Regions from separate parts of the Homo sapiens genome. Here all the other regions are linked to region 2. Evidence: chromatin contacts called from ENCODE Hi-C or POLR2A ChIA-PET data. All regions are on one chromosome and are shown on one strand. Each heading gives the region's core, a stretch centred on a gene start or an enhancer-like site at or near the end of the contact. The rest is flanking DNA. Distances are from core to core; before and after follow the strand shown.

Region 1 (2,700 bases), core at 24-2,523, 41 kb after region 2:
TCATCCATCCCCAGTTCAAGCTCCCTTCTTTTGTCACCAACCCTCCTAGCCATAACAACTGATCTAGTAAAGTTCCCTGGCTGAACTCTAGCACTGTCTCGGACATGATTTTGAGTTCCCTCTGGGGCTCCATACATGGCATCACCATGTCATAGGTGCTGCCTCCCTCTATTTCAACCAACCCCAGCGATCACCCCACTGCACATCTCTGCCTTCCATTTCCCATCTCTGCAGAGGGAAGGTGATCATTCACCCAGCACAAAAATACGAAGGGCCGCCCCTTGCTTCACTCCCCCATCCACCCTAAGTACTCCAGCTCTTTCACAGGAAAATCTATTTCCAAAAATACCTGGATTCTTAATTAATCTCTATTTTCTTATTGCTTTTGATACCGCTATAGTAGTCCCCCATTATCCGAGGGGGTACGTTCCAACAACTGCCTGAAACCAGGGATGGTGCCTAACATGATTGCTGTTAATCAGAACACGATTCTGCTCATGTCTACCCTCCGCAAATTTAATAACACTTCCATCTTAACTAAGCACTTATCCTGTCCTGTGGCCATAACTTTTGCAGCTTTAGTGCAACAACAAAACTAGCACGAATTTCTGTTTCCTTCTTTACAGTTTCACAGATAGAAAATTCGCTCTCCCTGTGGATCTCAGCAACCTTGGCATACAGTTTTTTTCTTTATTAAGTCAAGAACTTTCACCTTTTCACTTAAAGAAAGCACTTGCTGGCTTCTCTGTGGTGTATCCAAATTGCCAGCATCAGTACTCTTGCACTTTTTACTAAGTGCACTTAGAAATTGCACTTAGGCAATTACTAAATAAAATAAGGGTGATTTGAACACAAGCACTGCAATCTGATAAACGAGAGGGCCCCTAAGTCACTAACGTGTAGGTAGCATCTACACATGGATCCACTGGACAAAGGGAGGATTAACATCGTGGGTGGGGCAGAGTGAGATTTCATCTCGCTATTCAGAGCAGCACTCAAATCAAAACTTGTGAATTGTTTATTCCTGGAATTTTCCATTTCATATCTTCAGACCGCTATTAGCCACAAGTAACAAAACTGGGAAAGTGAAACCGCAGATAAGGGAGGACTTTTGTATTTTCTTGTCCACGATTGCTCATCTTGGGGGAGAAATTAGTCCTCCCTCAGGAAAGCAACCAGAACTCCAGCATACAGCTGCCCAGCCACAAGAGCTCTGTGGGCACTGTCTCCCTCGCTCGGGCTCCTCCAATGCCCTGGACTCCTGACAGAAGCTCTGTCCAATGCACTGAATGCAGCGTCTTTTACGTCCTCTAGAGGAGAGGGATGCCACCAAAATCTGGGCTTTTTCTGCCACACTGTGGCCACGTCTGAACACTACATGTGGCCACGTCTGAACACTACATGTGGCCTTCATTCCCTTACATGTGGTATTTGGAGTTTTTTCCAATGAAGATTAGAAGTTACCTTTTTTACCTATTATCCCCATTCAGACCCTCAAGCCTCAGCTAATGCTCACTTTCTCCAGGAGGACTCCCTTGAATTCACCTCCACACCAGGCTGGCTGAAGCGTCCCCGTTCTGACTCTCCCAGCTCCTCCTACCAATTGCTAGCATTTCCTTCCACATGCTGTATTGTAGTAGTCACTTCTGTCTCCCTAATTAGACTGCAAACCCTTTGAAGACAAACCAACTCATCTGTGTTATCTCCATGGCTCACAGAAGAACAGAAAAGTCTTCAATAAGTATATATGAAATTAAAGAAAAAAGGGAAGAAGAGAGGGGAGGAAGGCTGAAAACTCAAGGTAATAACAACCAGCCACACTTATTGAGCGCTTGTGGTATACAGTCCCTGTGCTTCATATAATGAATTCCAGGTTATCAGGGCCAATATCCACCTCTGCTGCCCCAGCTTCATCCAGCAATTAAAGGGTCCATGTCTGTCCTGTCAGGGGTCTCCTGGACTCTAGTCCTTCACATAGTCCATGACCAGCATCTGTTCTGATGTTCAGTGACCACGTCACATGTTTTCAAGTATTTTAACATTCACCCTTGCATGTGATCATCCACAACAACTTGGAAATAAGCTCTAGCATTGAGGTGAATCTGGCTGGGCTTCTGGGTTGGGTGAGGACTTGGAGAACCTTTCTATCTAGCTAAAGGATTGTAAATGCACCAATCAGTGCTCTGTGTCTGGCTAAAGGTTTGTAAATGCACCAATCAGCACTCTGTAAAAACGGACCAATCAGCACTCTGTAAAATGGACCAATCAGCACTCTGTAAAACGGACCAATCAGCACTCTGTAAAATGGACCAATCAGCAGGATGTGGGTGGAGCCAAAAAAGAGAATAAAAGCAGGCCAACCCCCCAGCCAACCCGTTTGGGTCTGCTTGTGCCCTGCAGAAGCTTTGTTCCTTCCCCCTTTGCAATGAATTTTCCTGCTGCTGGCTTTTTAGGTCTGCACTACCTTTATGAGCTGTAACACTCATTCTGCAGTTTCACTCCTGAAGCCAGCGAGACCATGAAGCAACCCCAAGGAAAACAACTCCAGACATGCCACCTTTAAGAGCTGTAACAGTCATTGCCAAGGTCTGCAGCTTCACCCCTGGAGTCATTAAGATCGTGAACCCATCAGAATGAAGAAACTCCGGACACATCTGAAAATCTTAAGGAACAAACTATGGACACACCATCTGTAAGAAC
Region 2 (2,700 bases), core at 201-2,700:
GAAGCTCCAGAAAGAGTGTCCCGCTCCTCCTCCCAACCCAACAGCACTGAAAGCTTCCTGAGGGTTATTCTAGGATGAATAACTCACACTTTGTAAAATGTGCTGCTAAAATTTATTGTGGTTGAGGCATATGCTGAGGGGTTGAGGACACCTCAGATGAGCTACATTCCTGGGGGTGGAAGCCTGGATTTCTCAACGGCCCAAGAAGAATGTGCTCTGGTTGGAAAAAGGATGCATTCTCTAGGGGGAGTCAGCCCTAGAGACAAGCCCACTGGCTAGGAGCCAGGTGTGTCCATCAGCAGACCTTCTGTATGAAGGTCAACATTTGTGAACCTTTCTTGGACAATGAAAACAATCATATTTTGAGGATAATTACAATTTTATCCTTATGTTGTAGTTTCTTTAATCTCAATGCTTCCACAAAATCCCCTGTAAGGCAATAAAAGTACAAGATACTAAAGAAAATTGTGACTTGCCCCATGTTCCCTCCCACTAGAGCCCATAGGGAAGATACTGCATCAAATATAAAATTAAATATAGACAGACTGGCCCAGAATATCCAGGCCAGTAGCATTGGAGCTATGCCCCCCGTGCCAAGCTAGAAGTGATGCACCAGCAGAGAACTGCAGTGTGATGGGAGACTGTGGTCCTCCTAGAAGCAGATGTCAAGACAGGATTAGACATACAAGAAATGTATTGGAGTAAAATCTGTAAAAACAAATGAGTAAAAAGCTGAGCGAGGCTGAGAAAGCCATCAGACCTGGATGCAGGTCTGACTCCCAGTAAAAGAAAGTTGGGTGGCAGTGTCTGAGACTGTACTGCAGCTCTAAAAAAAGTTCAGCAAGGCCGTTAGTGAGTCTGAACACCAAAGTCACCATCAAAGGAGTTCCATGTCTCCCAGGAACAGCTGACCTTAGGGTCCCTGCCATGCTCAGTCATCGCCAATGGGTTCCAATGGGTTCCTCTGGGATGCACAGCTTTGGCCATCACAGGGATAAATTTCCCCACACACAAGCTAGGAGGCCATGCGTCAAGTTCACTTTCTGTGATCAGAGATATGAAAGGTATATTCTCATGGCCACCACAGAGATAAGCCCTCCCTTCCCAAACTACCAGTGAGAGGACCAACAAGAATGCAAGAGGAATGGTGTCTACCTCATATATACTTGGTCATTTTTTAACACTGGAAGATCTGTCTCTAAAAACTTACAAAGAGAGACCTAAATATTGCCTTTATGTGAAGCCAAGGTTGCAATAAAAACTTCTCTAGGCTTTAAAAATTCTCAGAATTCATTCTTTCATTTTTCCCCTTGGCAAATGATTTGGATTTGCAAAGACTAAAGGTGAAAAATAACTCCAGGAAGGCAACACTAAGTCAGGAGAGTAGGTGTCCCCAGAAGTTTCCAATGGGTGAGCAACACTCAGTAATAGAAAAATATGTGTGACCAGACTTCCTATGAGCTAATTGGGAATTTTAACCCATGACTCATCCCAGGGCGGGGCCGAAGCTCCAGGGGACGCTACCCCACACCATGCCATATCATCAGCCAGACTGCACATTTCCTGAAAGTAATCAAGTCAGAAACTGACATTTTGGCAGCAGCCCCTAGTGGAAAAATGACTGCCAAAAGCCAAAATGAGGATGAGTTCAACGATTTAATTCTGCATGGAAAACACAATCCATTAAATGGGATCTGACAAGGCCTTAATCTCATCCGTAGCTGAGGGTGTTGGCTCAATGCGATTCTGCTCTCTGGAACATATTCTTAGTAAGCTATCTATAGAATCTAGAAAGCCTTTGCCAAAGCCCAAATAAGTCCATCCTAAGTGGGAAGAGAAGCTCACCAAGCCCCCACTGACTCTGTAGGGAGTAAGCACATGATTCTTCCAAGTGCAAAATTATCAAAACCTGGCAACTCAACCTGTGTTGGGAGTCGCATGATTCAAAGCAAAGGAACTGAGATGGGCAATGCACTGAGTGGCTTCAGAATTTCCACCACTGCCCAAGGAGGTCAGGCCCACAGCCAGCATCACTCACAAAGCATCCATAGGGCTCATATTCCCTGGCTGGGGCCCACTGCATAATCCAGTCACAAAAGAAAGAGTTGGGGGTGTAGAGGATCAGTCTTCTCCCAAACAGGGTTTTAAAAACTGAAGTGAGAAAGAATTAGAGGCTGTCACCTTCTTTGGCCCACTTAATCCTAACAGCAGCCCCCAAAGCCCATTATTTTACTGTTTGCATGTGAAAAATGAGGAAAGAGAACAAAAGCATTACTCAAATCATGTAGTTTAAAAGATTGTTTGCAAATTCATACTTGTGGGATTCCAAAGCCCATGTCTCACCACTCTGAAGGTGGTGGTCCTCAGACTATTGCATCAGTTGGAGCTTGTTAGAAATGCAGATTCACAGGCTGCACCCCAGACCTACTGAATCAGGATCTGCATTTAACAGGATTCCCCAAGGAATTCATTTAGACATAAGGTTTGAGAAGCAGTGCCTTCAATGGCTTCTATCCAAAAAGGGTAGGTGGATTGAAAACATAAGTCTAGACTAGAAAAAGATTTAGTGCAATAGAATAGGGCCAGTCTTATAGGATATATAAAATATGTATCAAAATATAACTCAAACTATATATCCAAAGTGCACACTCAAATTAGTATAACCAATCACACCATATCTTTTTTCACCAACAACAAATC
Region 3 (3,039 bases), core at 128-2,627, 47 kb before region 2:
ATTCAGGACACAGGCATGAGCAAAGATTTCATGAGGAAAATGCCAAAAGCAATTGCAACAAAAGCTAAAATTGACAGATGGGATCTAATTGAACTAAAGAGCTCCTGCACAGCAAAAGAAACTGTCATCAGAGTGAACAACCTACAGAATGGGCGAAAATTTTTGCAATCTACCCACCTGACAAAGGTCTAATATCTAGAATCTACAAGGAAGTTAAACAAATTTACAAGAATAAAATAAACAACCCCATCAAAAAGTGGGCAAAGAATATGAACAGACACTTCTCAAAAAAAAGACATTTATGCAGCCAACAAACATGAAACAAAGCTCAACATCACTGATCATTAGAGAAAGGCACATCAAAACCACAATGAGATATCATCTCATGCCAGTCAGAATGCTAATTATTAAAAAGTCAAGAAACAATAGATGCTGGCGAGGCTATGGAGAAATAGGAACACTTTTACACTATTGGTGGGAATGTAAATAAGTGCAACCATTGTGGAAGACAGCGTGGTGATTCCTCAAGGATCTAGAACCAGAAATACCATTTGACCCAGCAATCCCATTACTGGGTATATACCTAAAGGAATATAAATCATTCTATTATAAATAAACACGCCCACGTATGTTTATTGCAGCACTATTTACAATAGCAAAGACATGGAATCAACCCAAATGCCCATCATCAGTGATGGACTGGATAAAGAAAATGTGGTACATATACACCACAGAATACTATGCAGCCATAAAAAAAGAATGAGATTATGTTCTTCGCAGGGACATGGATGAAGCTGGAAGTCATCATCCTCAGCAAACTAATACTGGAACAGAAAACCAAACACCGCATGTTCTCACTCATAAGTGGGAGTTGAACAATAAGAGCATGTGGACACAGGGAGGGGAACAACACACATCAGGGCCTGTTGAGGGGAGGGGAGTGAGGGAGGGAGAGCATCAAGACAAATAGCTAATGCATGCGGGCCTTAAAACCTAGATGACTGATTAATAGGTTCAGCAAACCACCATGGCACATGTATACCTATATAACAAACCTGCACATTCTTCACATGTATCCCGGAACTTAAAGTACAATAAAAAAAGAAAATATAAGCCAAAATGCCAACAACTTTAGACAATCTGCCAAATAGTTGGTCGACAATAGTGTAACAGTTTAATCATTATGGGATACAATTATAAATGTAGGAGACTTCATTCCCCAATTCCTTTGCCCTTTTAGCTTCTCTTCTTTGTCCCCAGCTCTCTGAGGAAAGAAAGAATGAAAACTATACAGACAGATTCTGAAGAGAACTGTCATCAGAGGCAAGAATTCTACCCCCAGTGAGACTTTGCCCAGGGGAAAGATGTGACTTGTCAGCAATCCATCACACAAAGTTGTGCATGACTAAGAGACCAAGATGGCAGGGAAAAAATGGCATGGGTGAAAGAGGTCTACTCAAGTATGAGAAAAATCTCAGGAAATTGGGATACTACAAAGAGAAACAATGAGAGACTTTAAAAAGAATTTTCTTAGACCAAGCCCTTAAGATTCCTAAAACATTAGAAAGGCATAAGCACAATTAAGGTATTGTCCTTAAATATGACACTTCCGTGGGATGGAACTACAGGGTGCTTTGAAACTTCATGTGATGATTTTATAGCATCTTAGTCAATGCATTTCCCCTTTTATTTCTGCACCTACAACTGTAATGTCATGCTTATATGCTATTCAATTTGTAGAAGACTTGATGCACTTATCTTCCTTCTAGCACAGAGCTATACTTACTTCATTGCCAAAGGATGCTTCTAACTGTACTCAGAAAACCCCATAAGATAATACACCTGCTATTCTCGGGGGAATAGGAGAAGAGTGTCCTTATTGCCTCTGATCAAAGCTGACACATCATAATAACCAAGAAGCAGGCAGGGGTTTGTCAGATTTATTCCAAGTAAACACCTTAATGACCTCCCCAAATGGCAGGGGGCCTGCTCATAATAGGTGCATACATATGTAAAACAGCAAAAGAGAAGGTGCCAGAATTTTTCTGCCACCTGTATTTTCCTCTCCTGATTCACCACCTGGGGAGAGAGGAATGATGAGCTGTTGGAAACCACAGAAGGTGCAGTAACCTTGAAAATCTGGAAGCTGAGGAAGCAGTGAGCTAGAGAGTGAGAAGCCAGAATACAGGAGGTTGACCTGAAAGCCTTGTCAGTCCACATTCCCTATTAGATAATTTTTGTCCCCTTTTGCTATTGCTTAGAACTACAAATTTATGGAATTATAAAGCTTATGTCCCTTATAATCACATGGTCATTTCTTCCCAGAGCTTTAGTCACATCTCTGGACAAGTTCATCTACAGCACCCTATAGACCATTTCATGGCAATAAGCATCCAGAGTGTTAACACTCCTCATCTCACTATGACTTCCTGAACCATATGGGGAAAGCACTTTTATACACAAGTTATTGCTCAACTACACAAGTGAAAAATCTCTACCTCTTGGCTCCTCAGAGTAAATAGATGCAAAAGGCAGAAATCAAAACTTTCATTTGGTAGGCATCTAGAAGCCCATCAGTAGGAAAATATCCTTGAAATTTCTACCTATTTTGATATGGTCAACTTCTCTTTCTATCCAAACCTCTGTAGAGGTTTTGTTTTAAAGGTCAAAAGGAAAATATGAAGAATCTCAAGCAGTTTGTCTAGATAGGCTTTCAAAACTATTTGACAAAAAACTATGGCCACGCTCCACTAATAATAATAACAACTATAAGAAAACTATGTCATATGTAACCAGAACTGTATAGTTCATACGATGATTTCACATATGAGATTCCTTCTGGGCCTCAGGGCCTATGAATGCAGATGTGTTAGGCTCTTCTATAGGTAATAAAACTGAGCCCCCTAGCAGTTTATAGACCTGCTCAAAATTATTATCAGAGCCATAACTGGAACCTAAGCCTTCTGACTACAGTATAGAACCCTTTCTCCTCTTTATGTTTTCAAGTCTTTTACCCTCATTTTAACAGTTGGTCAGTTT

What was found. Hi-C counts contacts between places; a loop is a spot of excess contacts on that map. ChIA-PET counts read pairs that join two places held with the same protein, here RNA polymerase II (POLR2A). Pooled maps may share reads with other maps.
Region 1: a loop to region 2 is called in a map of PC-3, with 8 times the contacts of the local background. The contact joins two enhancer-like sites. A Hi-C loop is called at or near these places in 5 of 168 maps with a recorded cell type or tissue (Calu3, MCF 10A, PC-3 and 2 more) and 3 of 50 pooled maps. POLR2A ChIA-PET finds 5 or more read pairs at or near these places in 3 of 52 experiments (A549, HEK293 and activated T-cell).
Region 3: a loop to region 2 is called in a map of mammary epithelial cell, with 3 times the contacts of the local background. The contact joins two enhancer-like sites. A Hi-C loop is called at or near these places in 14 of 168 maps with a recorded cell type or tissue (OCI-LY7, PC-3, Right ventricle myocardium inferior and 4 more) and 11 of 50 pooled maps. POLR2A ChIA-PET finds 5 or more read pairs at or near these places in 3 of 52 experiments (AG04449, K562 and PC-3).

Annotation. Positions count from the first base shown.
Region 1 is chr7:32,203,243-32,205,942 of GRCh38, forward strand. It overlaps a transcript of PDE1C not described here. Among named protein-coding and RNA genes, the nearest start is that of PDE1C, 130 kb to the left of the region's middle. RefSeq lists an enhancer at 1,899-2,700. Within about 2 kb of position 1,274, at least 2 of the 41 ENCODE cell types and tissues checked have a DNase peak (open chromatin) inside an H3K27ac peak, as active enhancers do.
Region 2 is chr7:32,161,746-32,164,445 of GRCh38, forward strand. It overlaps a transcript of PDE1C not described here. Among named protein-coding and RNA genes, the nearest start is that of PDE1C, 93 kb to the left of the region's middle. RefSeq lists an enhancer at 860-2,059. Within about 2 kb of position 1,451, at least 13 of the 41 ENCODE cell types and tissues checked have a DNase peak (open chromatin) inside an H3K27ac peak, as active enhancers do; they include PC-3 and mammary epithelial cell, where a contact is called at or near this core.
Region 3 is chr7:32,114,539-32,117,577 of GRCh38, forward strand. It overlaps a transcript of PDE1C not described here. Among named protein-coding and RNA genes, the nearest start is that of PDE1C, 46 kb to the left of the region's middle. Within about 2 kb of position 1,378, at least 2 of the 41 ENCODE cell types and tissues checked have a DNase peak (open chromatin) inside an H3K27ac peak, as active enhancers do; they include PC-3 and mammary epithelial cell, where a contact is called at or near this core.